Regions from separate parts of the Homo sapiens genome. Here regions 1 and 3 are each linked to region 2. Evidence: chromatin contacts called from ENCODE Hi-C or POLR2A ChIA-PET data. All regions are on one chromosome and are shown on one strand. The core of a region is the stretch at or near the end of the contact, and the rest is flanking DNA. Distances in the headings are between cores, read along the strand shown. Region 1 has its middle 100 kb from the start of SEPTIN10. Region 2 overlaps SH3RF3 (SH3 domain containing ring finger 3). Region 3 overlaps SH3RF3 (SH3 domain containing ring finger 3).

Region 1 (4,176 bases), core at 416-2,915, 190 kb before region 2:
GCCACCCACGTGCAAGATGGTTGCCATGGCAATGGCCAAAGTCATGGTGGACCTGAAGAACTGGAGGTGAATAGCAGGCGGCTGCTCCCTTGCTGGCCCAGGAGGGGGTGAGGAGGGGTCAGGGTCAGAGTCATGTGAGGGGTCTTAGGTCTTGGGGCACCCAGGGTGGAGGCTCTGGGAGAGACAGGAGCACCTGGGAGGGGGAAAGTCAAAGATGCTACCTGAGGGCTCTCCAGGGTGCCCAGCCTGCCCGGCTTCTCTTTCTTGCTCAGCCTCTGTGGCTGACTTGCCTCCCACGAGGCCCAGCAAGCCGGGTCTAGTCAAGAATGTCCCAGAAAAACCTGGAGTGTAGATAGAGAGACACACAGTGAAGACCAGGAGACCAGGAGGCAGATGCAGTAGACCAGGGAGGGTAGCGAGGGGACTTGTGATGTTAAAATCCCTGGGTGCCCAGCGCGGTACAGAGTGGACCCCCAGGCAGCCTGGGACCATCCCTGGGCATACCTGGAGCTTGACTCAGGAGGGGGCAGGAGGGTGGCGGAGGCCACAGTGAGAGGTGAAATCAGCTGCAGCACATCAGGTGGTTTGCTGGGCATCAGAAGAAGGAGGAAGGACACACTGAGGGCACCCTGGGAGCAGCAGGGATGCAGGGCAGGGAGGGCCGGGACACATGGGGCCCACACGTCAGTCACCAAGGCATGCATGCAGCAAAGGACAGTGGGGCCAGGGCCCAGCAGGAGGAGGGCCAGGGTCCCAGGCCAGAGCCAGGAAGAGAGTTTCCAGCAGGCCGAGGAGGGCGGACAAGCCCCCTAAAAGTGTTTGGATGTTGAGACAGATATCACAGCCCCCACTAGAGTTGTAGAGAAAGCTTATTATCACACATGATGGGACTCCTGTGTGCCCTGGAGATGGGTCTGGCACTCAGCTCAACTCCCACTTGGGAGTCCCAGAGTCCTCTGGGCAGCAACACCATCTAGGGCAATTCTGCAGTACGTGTGCATCGGCACCTGCTGTGGGCAGCACCACACTGGGTGCCAGGAGGCACACATGGGCCACCCCCACCTCGGCCTCCTGGGTGTGCTCTCCCAGGATGCAGGACCTCACCTCTCTCTCTGTCCACCCCCCATTCCTTATTTGGGGGCATGGGGCAGCAGCCATGAAAATGCAGGGAGGGTGTGGACAAGGACTTGTGGAGCAATTCCATAGAAAAGACTTACAGTAGATGGCCAGCCCTGGCCCTGGTCTCACGTTGGGTCACAAAGCCAGCTGGAGGCAGAAGCAGGGCTAGAACCTGCCCCTGACCCCAGGGCTTGTGCCCCTCCCTATTCCTCCCTGCAGGCTCCCACCTTCTGCAGGTGATCTGAGCCTTGCCACAACAGTGGTTGGCCTTAGCTGATTGCCATGTGGTCCAGGCACCTTCAGGTGGGCAGGTTCTCCCAGCCTGACTGCAAGGACACCACCCCTAAGGCCACCAATTGCCAGCCTGTAGGCCTGACCAGAGGCACACTGGATTGCGGGAGAACTTTTTGTTCTTTTTGATCAAAGAGTATGTTGTCACCAGATGGGGGCATGTGGTATACTGGGCCACCTGGTGCTGTCATCAGAGGCCACAGAGGACAGCTGAGAACTTGTTGTGGCTGTGGGACCTCATTCTCCAGTCCCGAGTCAGGCTTCAGGGAGCACTGTCACAGCAAGTCAGACAGGGACAAGTGTCAATGGCCCTGACATCAGCCAGGCCTCCCGAGGCCAAGAACAGGCTGAGGAGTTAGGAGTGCGGCCTTTGGAGCCAGACTGCCAGTGCTTGAATCCTAGGTGCCGCACCTCTTTGCCCCTTCCTGAGGCGAGTTGGTTAACTGCTCTCTGCCTCAGTTTCCCCATCTGTGAAATTGCATGGTCATAATTCCTACTTCATAAGCCTGATGTGAGGACAAAAACGAGGCAATGGATGTAGAGTGCTAAGCATGGGGCGGGCGCAGAGGGTGGGCTTAGTACATGCTTAACACGCACTTGCCATCTTCAGCACCCACGAGGAGGCCAGGGGCTCCTGGAAGGGCCCACTCCCCATAGCTCCGGCCACCCGTCCCACCTTTGCTCTCTGCCGCTTCCCCTGCAGGAAAGCCTCTCTTGCTTTTGTTGCAGTCACCCAGCATGGGCCCCACTCTGCTCACCCTGGCTTTAGCTGGAGGAGGCCAGCTCCTGGTCAGACGGGGCCCTTCCCCAGCCCAGGCTGGGCAGGGAGGAGGGGTCACCCCATGGCACACACAAGTGGCTGTTTTGTTGGGAAGGGGCTGTGGGTGCTCAGAGCCCCTGGTCCCGGCTAGGAACAGAAATGAAGCCCTGGACCCCATCAGCCCTCTGGGCTGCAGAGGGTGAGGATGGAACCGGGGTTCCTTCAGTCTGGTAGTCACTGCACAAATGTGAGAAGAGCTACCTCGGGGTTTCCCTCTAGGACATGTGGAAGGCTTCCCCTCGGCCTCCACATCGGACTGACTTGTCAAAGGACCCTCGGGGCTGTCTGCTCCCCCACATGCCCTCACCGCCCCCTTGGCAGAGACGCCTTGCCCTTTGCCCAGCATCTGCTGTGCCAGCTTCCCACATTCATACGAGCCATTCCCTGTGCCACCAACAGAGGGAGCTCCCGACACAGTTTGCATCTAAACACCCCTTGAGAGCCCAGGAAACACTGCCTCCTGCTTCTGGCCTGGAAGGCTCAGAGACCTACCCCTGGCCATTCTCACCTCAGCCCTCTCCTCCACACCTGCTCTGGGCTCCCTCAGTTTCTTGATCCTGCCAAGCTCTCCCCAGCCTCGGGTTGGGGTGTGCACACACACCGTTCCCGCCAACCGAACATTCTTTCCCCTCTTCCTGCCTTGTGAATTTCTAAACAAGACTACAGTGTGGAGGTCCAGATAAGACCCGGACACCCTCTAAGTGGCCCTCCATGCCCCTCACCTCTCCAACTAGATAAGAGTTTCCTGCGATCCCTTAGTACTTTGCCCTATAGTATTTGCCCGGTAGCTATCGCCTAGTTATTTTGATTAATTTAACTTTTGACTTCATTATGACCTGGTCTCCATGAGCACAGGCACATGGGCTGAATTATGTTCCCCGAAAATTCATATGTTGAAGTCCTAGCCCCCAGTGCCTCAGCGTGTGTCTCTGCTTGGAGATTAAATTAAAATGAGTCCATTGGTGGGCCTAATCTGGCCTGACTGGTGTCCTTGTGAGAAGGGTGAGGGTGCAGGGGGTGGAGGATGAGAAATTGCTTAAAGGGGACATGTCATGTATGTTATTCGGGTGATGGATACACTAAAACTCCTGACTTGACCACTATGGCATGTAACAAAATTGCACCCCATAAATTTACACAAATTCATTTTAAAAAGAAGAGGAACACTGGATACAGACGCACAGAGATGAATCCGGGCAAGACGACCCGCCACAGCTGCTTGACAGAGTGAGGAGACGGCGGTGTGCAAGCCGAGGAGAGAGGTCTCAGAGGAAACCAACCCTGCTGCAACTTCAACCTTGGACTTCCAGCCTCCAGCACTTTGAGAGAATATATTTCTGTTGTTTCAGCCACGCAGTGCATGGTATTTTGATATGGCAGCCTAAGTGACTGATACAGGCACGTGGGTTTGCACACTTCTTTCCATAGCACCAAACACCGCATAATCTGACAGGCGGCTGGGCCCCACCAGGCAGACCTCCAGGAAGGCCTGAATACATGAGGTGGGTCCTCTTGCCTGGATTCATCTCCGTGACCCTGGTGCTGGGCCCAGAGCAGAAGTAGCTGTTGAATGAATGAGTAGAGTGGGAAGGGGTGGAGAGAAGATGCCCAGACCCAGGCAAGTCCTGTGTGACCCTGACGGATGGGCACTTCCTTCCATTTCTCCCGGCAGGAATGGGTAAGCTGGTTGTGAGCTCCTTGACTCATGTGCTGGTGTTGTGTATTCTTGCCAAGAACGTCCAGAGGAAGCGCTCTGGGACCCATCATGGAGTGGACTGCATCCCCCCGTCCCGGGCTTGTAGCGCCTTTGCTCCTCAGGCACAGACTGCCGAGTCCATGACTACCCACACGGCTTGCCTTCCTCTCCAGATGTGAACTCTGGCTGGGGTGGGCAGCTGTGTCTCTCCTTTCATGCCTTATCTGGGGTGCCCTGTCTGAGCACTTAC
Region 2 (4,150 bases), core at 329-2,828:
GCCACCCCCAGCTTCGAGGAAGTAGCTCCGTGAAGACCTAGAATGGAAACAGCTCCAGCTGGGAACCTCCAGAATAGCACCCCCCACTCTCCATCACCCACTCTGACTTCTCTTACTTCTCACAGCAGCTCGTTCACCTTGCCCCTGCAAGGAGGGACCCCAGATGTAACCACCGGGGGATTTCTAGGTCCCAAATGCAGGGCAAATGGGCTGATACTCCTACTGGCTCTCTTTCCTCTAAGGGGACAGAGGTGCCTTTGTTTGGCTGGAAAAAGCTCCAGATTGGACTGGGCAGTGAAGGGAAACAGCCACACACGGCCTGGACAGGCTGGGGGCAGGCAGGCTGCACCTGCCCACACCATTTGGCTCCGGCACGGCACTCTTCAAGATCGCACACTTTAAAAAGAGAGGAGGAGATGATAAGGGGAATGTTTAAAAACAACAGGGATGATAAGAGAAGATGGGGGAGTGTGGGGCTTTCTGTTCTGGAACGAGCCCCACTGGGCTTGTTTTCAGCCCTGTGAGCCCCCTCTCACTCAGAATACACATCTGTACTAACATGTGTTTCTCTTGACCACCGTCACTACCCCAGCAGAAGTGCAAGAGTAAGAAAACGAATCACTTGTAAATCCAAGCTTTCAGCCCAGCAGGCTGAAAAGGATGCCTGGGTGATCCCCGGGACCCCACTGAGCCCACAGGCAGACACAGCTCAGGACATTGTCTCTTTGCAGTCAACTAACCTGCACTGGCTTAGGAAGAGGGGAAATAAATGTAGAGTTCATATCACGATGCCAGGAACCAACTCTTTCTCAACTCCAAAAAATGCAGCAAGCTTAACACTTGGTCCTGCAAAACGATGCCACTGTCACTATCTGGCATATACAGGGCGACAGCCAAGAACAGGGTACTGGAGAGTTACTAAGCCATGCCCCCATCTAGGCAGAGATGGGAGTGCCTCTTCTGCAGACACCTACAAGCAGCTGCTGTCCCTAAAGTGAGCTGTTCCAGGCAGGATACAAACACCAGGATCGATGGAGAGCCACTCCTTTCCCATCTGTAATCCCAGTTAGCAGAGGGCTTTGATCTGTTCTGGGACAGACACTTGAAATACAAATGTTCTCAGGGAAGTTATGAAGTACAGTTTCATTACATATTGAATTCACTTGGCTCACCTACCAGAGGCAAGGAATTCCAGCTGGCTTTGGTTCCAGAAGTTCATCCCTCTTTCTTCTCCAAGCCAATGTCTGCCTCTGAGTGGATGGGTGGCCTCAGGCCAGAGCTCGTCAGGGCTGGGCTTTCATGCTTTGTCTTTAGATTGGATGAGACCAGAAGGGTCAGTATCTGGCGGCTGGCCAGGGCAGCCCCGGATTCTGGCCAGGGCATGATCTGAGAGACCATTCTGGCTTCCCTAGGACTCTGATCTCACAGCTGACAAGAGACAAATGCTGCCCCCAGTGTGAGCATGAGACGATCCCCTCAGGAGCTGGCTCTACTCACATGACTTTGAACCAACACACCCGCAAGGACAAACCACAGTTCTCTCACAGCGTTTATCCCACGGTCGCCAAAATGATTGTGCTATGATTCAGTCACTCAGATAAACGCGTATGCCGAGAGCCACCCTGGCTTTGAGAGGAGGCCTCACACAATTCCCTCCTAATCTTCTGGCGCTCGGCGGCATTTCTTCCTCACCCCAGGTCTGTGCAGCGAGTGGGCAGAGGACAAGCACTGGGGACCGGGCTGGGGGCCGGGAGGCACCAGCCAGTCACGCTAGGAGGAGCAGTCGCATGGAAATGCTCCCGAACATCTGGGGCTGCGCTCAAATTTCAAAGTGATTCTTCTGCTTGCACAACTTTACAATCTCGGCATTTGCCAAATGCTTATGTTTTGCTTAATCTGAAATTAGGCAAGGATTTCTAGTCTCTCAATGTCCCTAGAATGGTTTTTCTGCTTAAAGGGGGCTTTTTTTTTTTGCGTACTGAAATTCAGCGTGCTCATGGCTTAGAAAAACAGAGGAGAGAAAGGATCACGATGATCCTCCCTGCCCTTTGCTTTTTAATGCCTGGCCTTCCGTTCAGATGCAGGCCATCCTTGGCCTTTGCCACAGAATCCATCAGGACAAGCGGCAGAGTTGTGCGAGTCCCCTCAGCGGTGCAGCCAGCGAGCTGCTGCTGGCCACATACATCTTTCCTCTTGGCTGGGACTCCAGTTATGTGCCTTCCTGAGAAACCTGACCCAAGACGGATGCGCTAGTTCTTAAAGTCCTAGGATACATCCCCAGTTAGCACCAGGACACTACAAAGGCACTCACGAGCAGAAGCCTGTTCACAGGGAGGCACCCTCGCACTCCACACTGACCTCACTGTGATTCCGTGGTGGAGAAACTGCAGCAACTAATATTTATGTACCTGAAGTCATTTAAACTCAGCCAGTTCTCTTTTTCCAGGCCCAGCAAGTCACAGAAACCAAGGTGGACTTTGACTGTTCTGTACCTCAGAAGGAGCAGGGAAAGAGATGAGGCAGGCCCGGCAGAACGAGACCTAGAACCAAGTCCCTGCTGTGAACGGGGCTGCTGCCAGAGCTATGCCTCCCAGACCCAGGGGAAGAGCAGGGTGGGGGGCTGGGCCTCCCCAGCATGGAGTAGACAGTGTCCCTTCTGAGCGCTAACAGGGAAAAAGAGCCCCAGACCTCTGGACTCTCCTCCACCCCCTGGGGCTGGGGCGGCACCTGCCCACCTGCCCACAGACGCCCCCTCAGGGACAGGCATTGCTGTCGCCCTGTCACCATGGGCAAGACTTGACGCTATCTGTGCACAAGCAGGAAATGCTACACTAGGAGATTCCATCCGGGTGGGAGGTAAGCTGGGGTCCCGAAAACCCCAACACCATGAAAACTTACATCCACAAAACATTTCATGAAACTTACATCTCATGAAAACATTTCATGAGAAACCCACTCATGAAAGTTTAGAGCAGCTTTATTCATAACTGCCAGAATGCGGAAGCCACCAAGATAGCCTCAGGAGGTGAGTGGATAAACAAACTGGGGTCCACCCAGACAATGGAGTGTTATTCAGTGATAAAAAGAAATCAACTATGAAGCCATGAAAAGACATGGAGGAACCTCAAACATGAATTACTAAGAGAGAGAAGCCAGTCTGAAAAGGCTACGCACTGTATACTTCCAACTGTATGATGTTCTGGAGAACGCAGAACTACAGCGACAGTACAAAGACCCACGGCAGCCAGAGGGTGAGGCCAGGGAGGGATAACCAGATAGAGCACATGGATTTTTAAGGGCAGGGAAAGTACTGAGTGTGAAACTCTAATGGTGGATACATCGCATTATAGATTTGTCCAAACCCGTGGAATGTCCAACACCAAGAGTAAACCCTAATGTGACACCACTCTGGTGGCTGATGCTGATGGAAAGGCTGCACATGGGGGCGGGGCAGGAGGTCTATGGGAATTCTCTGTACCTTCTGCTCAATCTTGCTGTGAACCTAAAACTGCTCTAAAACAGAAAGTCTATTTAAAACAGAAAAGCAGAGGAAATCTCTAAGAGGAGTGATAAGTTCTCTCCATGTCATGGGCTACCTTGTTAAAGGCTGTGTGTAGTGAAGATCACACTGACATCACACCTGTGTTCCTCCTGTGATAGACAGGAAGCCAGAGCCAGGGAGAAACATGGCACCAGGGCTTCTCCAGGAGCAGGGGCATGTAGAGCCAGCCACCATCACCTGGCAACATGTCCTCCCTCCATCCCCTTCCCAGCATCCACCCAGCCTCCTGGACCGAGGCCCACAGCACTGATAGCCCAGTTGGAGCTGTGCAGATCTGCTGCGAGAGATGAAGCCCAAGAGCCAGGACACTGGTGGAACCTTCCCCAGGCCCAAAAGTTCAGCAAAACCAGCTCTGAACACCTCCTCCAGCCTGCCTTGCCCTCTCTTTTTGAAAGCTTTAGGTTTTTCCTGCTTTACAATTGCATACTGGAAATGCACTTTTCTAACCACATCTAATCTCTAAATACTGGGAATCTTTGCAATTTGGGTGAAAAAAGCCCCTGATGCATGCACATATAATCTCACACAGTCAGACCAAAAAGACTTCTGCTAATGCATCTCAAAAGGCTCCATATTCTCCAAAACAAC
Region 3 (4,350 bases), core at 1,525-4,024, 150 kb after region 2:
AGAATCACAAAATAATCATTGCACAAGTCTGCTTTTCCCCCACTGGTTGTATGTTGGTTATTACCCTTTGAATTTTCAAGATTTAGCACTGGGCCAAGTAAAGGGCAGACACCCAGGAAATGCAGGTGGACAGAATGAGGCTTTCCAGTGTGCTGACCAAAACCCAAAGGAGCTAGGCCCCCAGTGAAGACAGAGTCTCAAGGATATAACATGCAGAATATCAATTAGACCACGTGGATCTTTTCTGCTTGCTCTCTGATCTGCTTCAGCACAAGTGATCCAGAAAAATAAAGTATTACTATAAAATATTCAAAGAACTCCCTGGAAAAAAATTAATTAGTGCATACCCAATAAATAATTAAGATGCAAAACTAAAAGACATGTTTAAAAAACTATTACTGGCATGGCAGCTTACAGCTGTTAAAAGATGAATTACTCCTTACTCTAGACTCTCTTTGAAGCCAATAGATTACAATTACACTGTTCAAAGTTACTTACTTCATTTTTATGTACACTCTACCTAGAAAAGTCCCTTAGTTGAGGTAACCCAAAATGTGTCCTATTACTGATTCTGGAGATCCTTAAAAATAAGGTTTCCACTGAGATTGCACTTTTCAGCCAAAGCAATAACCTAAGATTTCAGATTTGCAGCTCCTGCACCTGAGCAGCCACAGTGCTGGTCTCATTCAGGGGAGCCATGAGCTCATCCTTGTTTGCTCTCAGTTAATACTTGTTGAGTAAAGGAACAAACAGATGTGAAACCACCTGCCAACTCGTGAAGCTTCCTGGTTACACAGACGACTGCCAAAAAGTTTGCATTTATTTCCAAGTGTGCCTGAATTCACCAGCGTTTGCTTTTCAATGAGCTAACCTTTGTTTCTGTGCTGCAGGATGAAATACAAACCCCTCAGACATCTCATCAAGATAAAACCATGCAAAGATTAGCGTGCCAATAGGGGAAAGGATGAAGTACAAGTGCCAGGCAAGGAAAACAGGAAGCACCACAGGCCATGGCACCAAACTGACGTCACCACTGACTCTGAAATGATGGACTCCAATTTCTAGTCTGGACCAGGACTAGGTCCCGGTTTAGTGGGACTGATAATGACCAGGACTACTAGTAGGCATGAATGCACTTCTTAGCAGCATCTCAAAATCATTTAAATATGGGATTTTGCTGTGCGACTCAAATAAAGGCTACTCAAGGAAGCCAAAAGACAGTTGGGCAATATATTGTTTTGGAAAAAGGTATAAATCACTCTTTAAATATACCCTATTTAAGGCAAATGCAAGGACTCTCCCCATTAGATGACATCAGTGCTAGACAAGCCTAAAAGAGAATCTGAAATATGTTGACAGAGGGGCAGAAAGAAACTGCCTGTGCTCCTGCTATCCTATCCCTGAAGCTTGCACGCTAAGCCCCTGCCCTCATGGGTCTGCCAGCAGGGCTCCAGCGAGTGAGCCACACAAGGCATCATTTCCAACTTTTCCTCCAAAGACGCTGGGTTAAAATCTCCCACCTCAGTGCATGTGCCCTATCCTGAAAATATCATCTTCCAAATATATTACATTTATTAACCATTTATCTTCCTGTTCCTTATCAAACATAGCAAGGCTTCAGCCACCTAGATACGAACACCATAGCCACAATGGAGGGAATTCCAGACACCATGGGTTGTTGTAGAAAGACCACAGGCTTTGATTCCAGGACTGCCCGTTGCCCTGGCTGGGCCTGGCAGCAGCCAAGTGAGTGTGGCCTGGTGCCTACTCTGATCAGGGCACCACTCTGGTCCCACCCACGCCCCAGCTGTGGAGTATTGGCTGCCAACTGCATGAGGTATGGTATAGAAAAAAAATGAAAGGAAGTCAAAAACCCAGCACCCAGTCTGGTACACAGGAAGCATCCCCACATGTCTGTTCCTCTCCCCTCTTGCCAAAACAAAGCAACTTAGTCCTTCTCTCTGCCTGTGTTTCCCAGTCATAGATAAAACTGTGATGTCCACCTTACTCTTCGAAACAGTAAAATGGCCAGGGACATCCATGGCTACCTTCATGAACTCCACAACATCCTGGAGCCTCTGGTTGGGAGGCTCTGCCCTATGGCACAGCCCTGCTGTCCTGAAGCCACTGGGGCCACTGCACAGGCAAGGAAGGCTATGGGGACACTGTGGGAGCAGCCACCAAACCGCACTGCTGTGTGTTCTCTGAATCAAGGACTGAGCCCAGTGCTTTCCGCCACCAATGCCAGTCTCAGGACTCAGTGCCCACAGCCTGAACCCGACATCTGCTTTAAAGGGCATAAGAATTGGCCCACACCGGATTTCACATTCCTAATGAGAACATTCCAGATGAAGCAACAGCAAAAGAGCTGAGTCTGAACATCCAATTCCAAGGACGACGGCAGTGTTCCAGCCCCATCGCATGCCTTTGGTCAGGGGCCGACACTGAGCTCACAGCACACACCACAGGCAGGCTACCACAGTCCCTGGTCCCCCTAGACACTGCCCCTCCAGACAGCGGATTTCCCATCTTACATTCACTGTCTTTGCCGTGGGTCTCCTGCTCACATCCCACTGTCTAATGAGTCTCAGCAGGGGTCCATGAAAGGGCCAGACGGTAACCACTGCAGGCTGCGGGGTCTGTGTGGCCTTCCCCGCAGCCACCAGCTCTGCTGTTAGAGCTCTGTTGTTAGGCAGCCACAGACAATACATAGCCTGCAGGCAGTGTGCCAACCCCAGCCTTAAATCTGCCTGTGGGTAAGGCAGAGTCAACTGGAGAGGCAATGAAGAACTATGTCATTTATCCGAATTCTTCCAAACCAAGATAACCCGCCTTTATCTGAAACAGTCACACGATAGACAACCCAGGCAGGGACGGCTCGGTTGATAACGGGCAGAGCACAGGAAGGAGAGTCTGAGGAGAAAACGCAAGTGCAGGCTCAGGAGCCTCTCATCTCAATCCCAGGTTCTGAGCCAGACAATTCTTAAGGTTCTTTTCAACTTGATAATTACAGAATTCTAAGAACCATGACTCAGTCTGTGTTCGATTTCCATGAAGAAAAAAAGATTCCAAAGCCCTAGAAGTTACAAATTTTTAAAATTTGAGTTAAAAAAAGATGTTCATTTATTGAAACTTAAATAGATCAGAAAACATGAAGAAGAAAGTAAAATTTTCCCTTAAATCCCACCACCCAGGGATGACCAACACAGACTTTGGAAGTCTTACTGACATCTGCGTGAAGACAAGCGCAAGGTCATACATGACACTCAGTGTGTTCCCACAGCTACCAGTCACACAACAGTTATACCCACAGACAAGCAATTGCTTTGAACATGCACGTTTATTTTGGAAGAGAAATACTGGACTCAGCTAAGGCAGTGCTCTTCTACAATACTCACCAGTCGAGGCTTCGTGCTGGCACTGGGAAACTTAGACCACTTCCGTAACCCACATGCAGTTTGGTTTCTTAGCTAGGACAAAAAGTCCAGCATCCCTGCCAGAGCTCAACATGGGCAGACATGTGTCCCCATTTCTAAGACAAGGAAAATGAGAGCCCAGCAGTATCAGATCCCAAACAATTGCTTCCTGCTATGGGCTCCGGAGAGGTGATGCTGCTGATTCAAAACACCAGCCTGGGTGGCCAGGTGCAGCCCAATAATCCACACTGTTTGGAATAACAAGAGCTAGGACGGGACAAGCGGAGGGAGGTAAGAAAGGAAAATTACACCATTAAGGACTATTTTCACTGCAAACACCAAGAGGATAAAAGTTTGCTATCTCAATAAACGTATTTTAATGTTTTTAGGTTACAGTCACAGAAAAAGGAAGACCTCCAGGAGCAGGGAGAGGACGGCTGAGCTCCGTGCATGGTGAAGAGGGGTTTGACCGCTGGCTCGCGCATTTCCACGCTGTTTGCAAGGTCCTTGTCAGGAGAGAAACAGCACAGGCCACACGCAGCTGTTGCCCACAGATCCCTGTGGCGGCTGATACTTCAGACGCTGTGCTCAGAGGCCTGGCTGCCAGAGGACCCTGGTCTGAGAGCTAATGCACAGCTCACTCATCGGCATATTCCAGATGGCTCCGGGAGACCTGCTCCCCACCCGCTCTGCCCCAGGTCATTGCCTGGAACTGGGAAATGACGTGCATATCAAGTTTTCCCTCGTGCTCCAAACCAAGCAACCAAACAGGCCCTCATGGAGCCCACAGTGCTGGGCCCTGCCTTTTATTGGGAAACGGGCGACTCAGCTGAGAATCACGCTGAAAATAAACAAGCTCACCACAGCGAAAGGAGGGAGTCAAGGCTGGGCTCGGCACATGCATGCCCTTTATGGGAACACAGAATGGGAGTTT

The links. Hi-C counts contacts between places; a loop is a spot of excess contacts on that map. ChIA-PET counts read pairs that join two places held with the same protein, here RNA polymerase II (POLR2A). Pooled maps may share reads with other maps.
Region 1: a loop to region 2 is called in a map of gastrocnemius medialis, with 3 times the contacts of the local background. The contact joins two enhancer-like sites. A Hi-C loop is called at or near these places in 8 of 168 maps with a recorded cell type or tissue (CD4-positive, alpha-beta memory T cell, Calu3, IMR-90 and 5 more), 1 of 37 single-sample maps with no recorded cell type and 18 of 50 pooled maps.
Region 3: a map of prostate gland shows a loop between it and region 2 (4-fold over the local background). The contact joins two enhancer-like sites. A Hi-C loop is called at or near these places in 7 of 168 maps with a recorded cell type or tissue (IMR-90, ascending aorta, chondrocyte and 4 more) and 17 of 50 pooled maps. POLR2A ChIA-PET finds 5 or more read pairs at or near these places in 6 of 52 experiments (AG04450, BJ, IMR-90 and 3 more).

Annotation. Positions count from the first base shown.
Region 1 is chr2:109,508,764-109,512,939 of GRCh38, reverse strand. It overlaps a transcript of RANBP2 not described here. Among named protein-coding and RNA genes, the nearest start is that of SEPTIN10, 100 kb to the left of the region's middle. Within about 2 kb of position 1,665, at least 2 of the 41 ENCODE cell types and tissues checked have a DNase peak (open chromatin) inside an H3K27ac peak, as active enhancers do; they include gastrocnemius medialis, where a contact is called at or near this core.
Region 2 is chr2:109,315,924-109,320,073 of GRCh38, reverse strand. All of the region lies in intron 1 of SH3RF3 (SH3 domain containing ring finger 3), which reads right to left. It also overlaps a transcript of RANBP2 not described here. Among named protein-coding and RNA genes, the nearest start is that of MIR4266, 4.4 kb to the right of the region's middle. RefSeq lists enhancers at 1,227-2,215, 2,216-3,205. Within about 2 kb of position 1,578, at least 23 of the 41 ENCODE cell types and tissues checked have a DNase peak (open chromatin) inside an H3K27ac peak, as active enhancers do; they include IMR-90, ascending aorta, gastrocnemius medialis and 4 more, where a contact is called at or near this core.
Region 3 is chr2:109,171,880-109,176,229 of GRCh38, reverse strand. All of the region lies in intron 1 of SH3RF3 (SH3 domain containing ring finger 3), which reads right to left. It also overlaps a transcript of RANBP2 not described here. Among named protein-coding and RNA genes, the nearest start is that of MIR4265, 32 kb to the right of the region's middle. Within about 2 kb of position 2,774, at least 22 of the 41 ENCODE cell types and tissues checked have a DNase peak (open chromatin) inside an H3K27ac peak, as active enhancers do; they include IMR-90, ascending aorta, heart right ventricle and 3 more, where a contact is called at or near this core.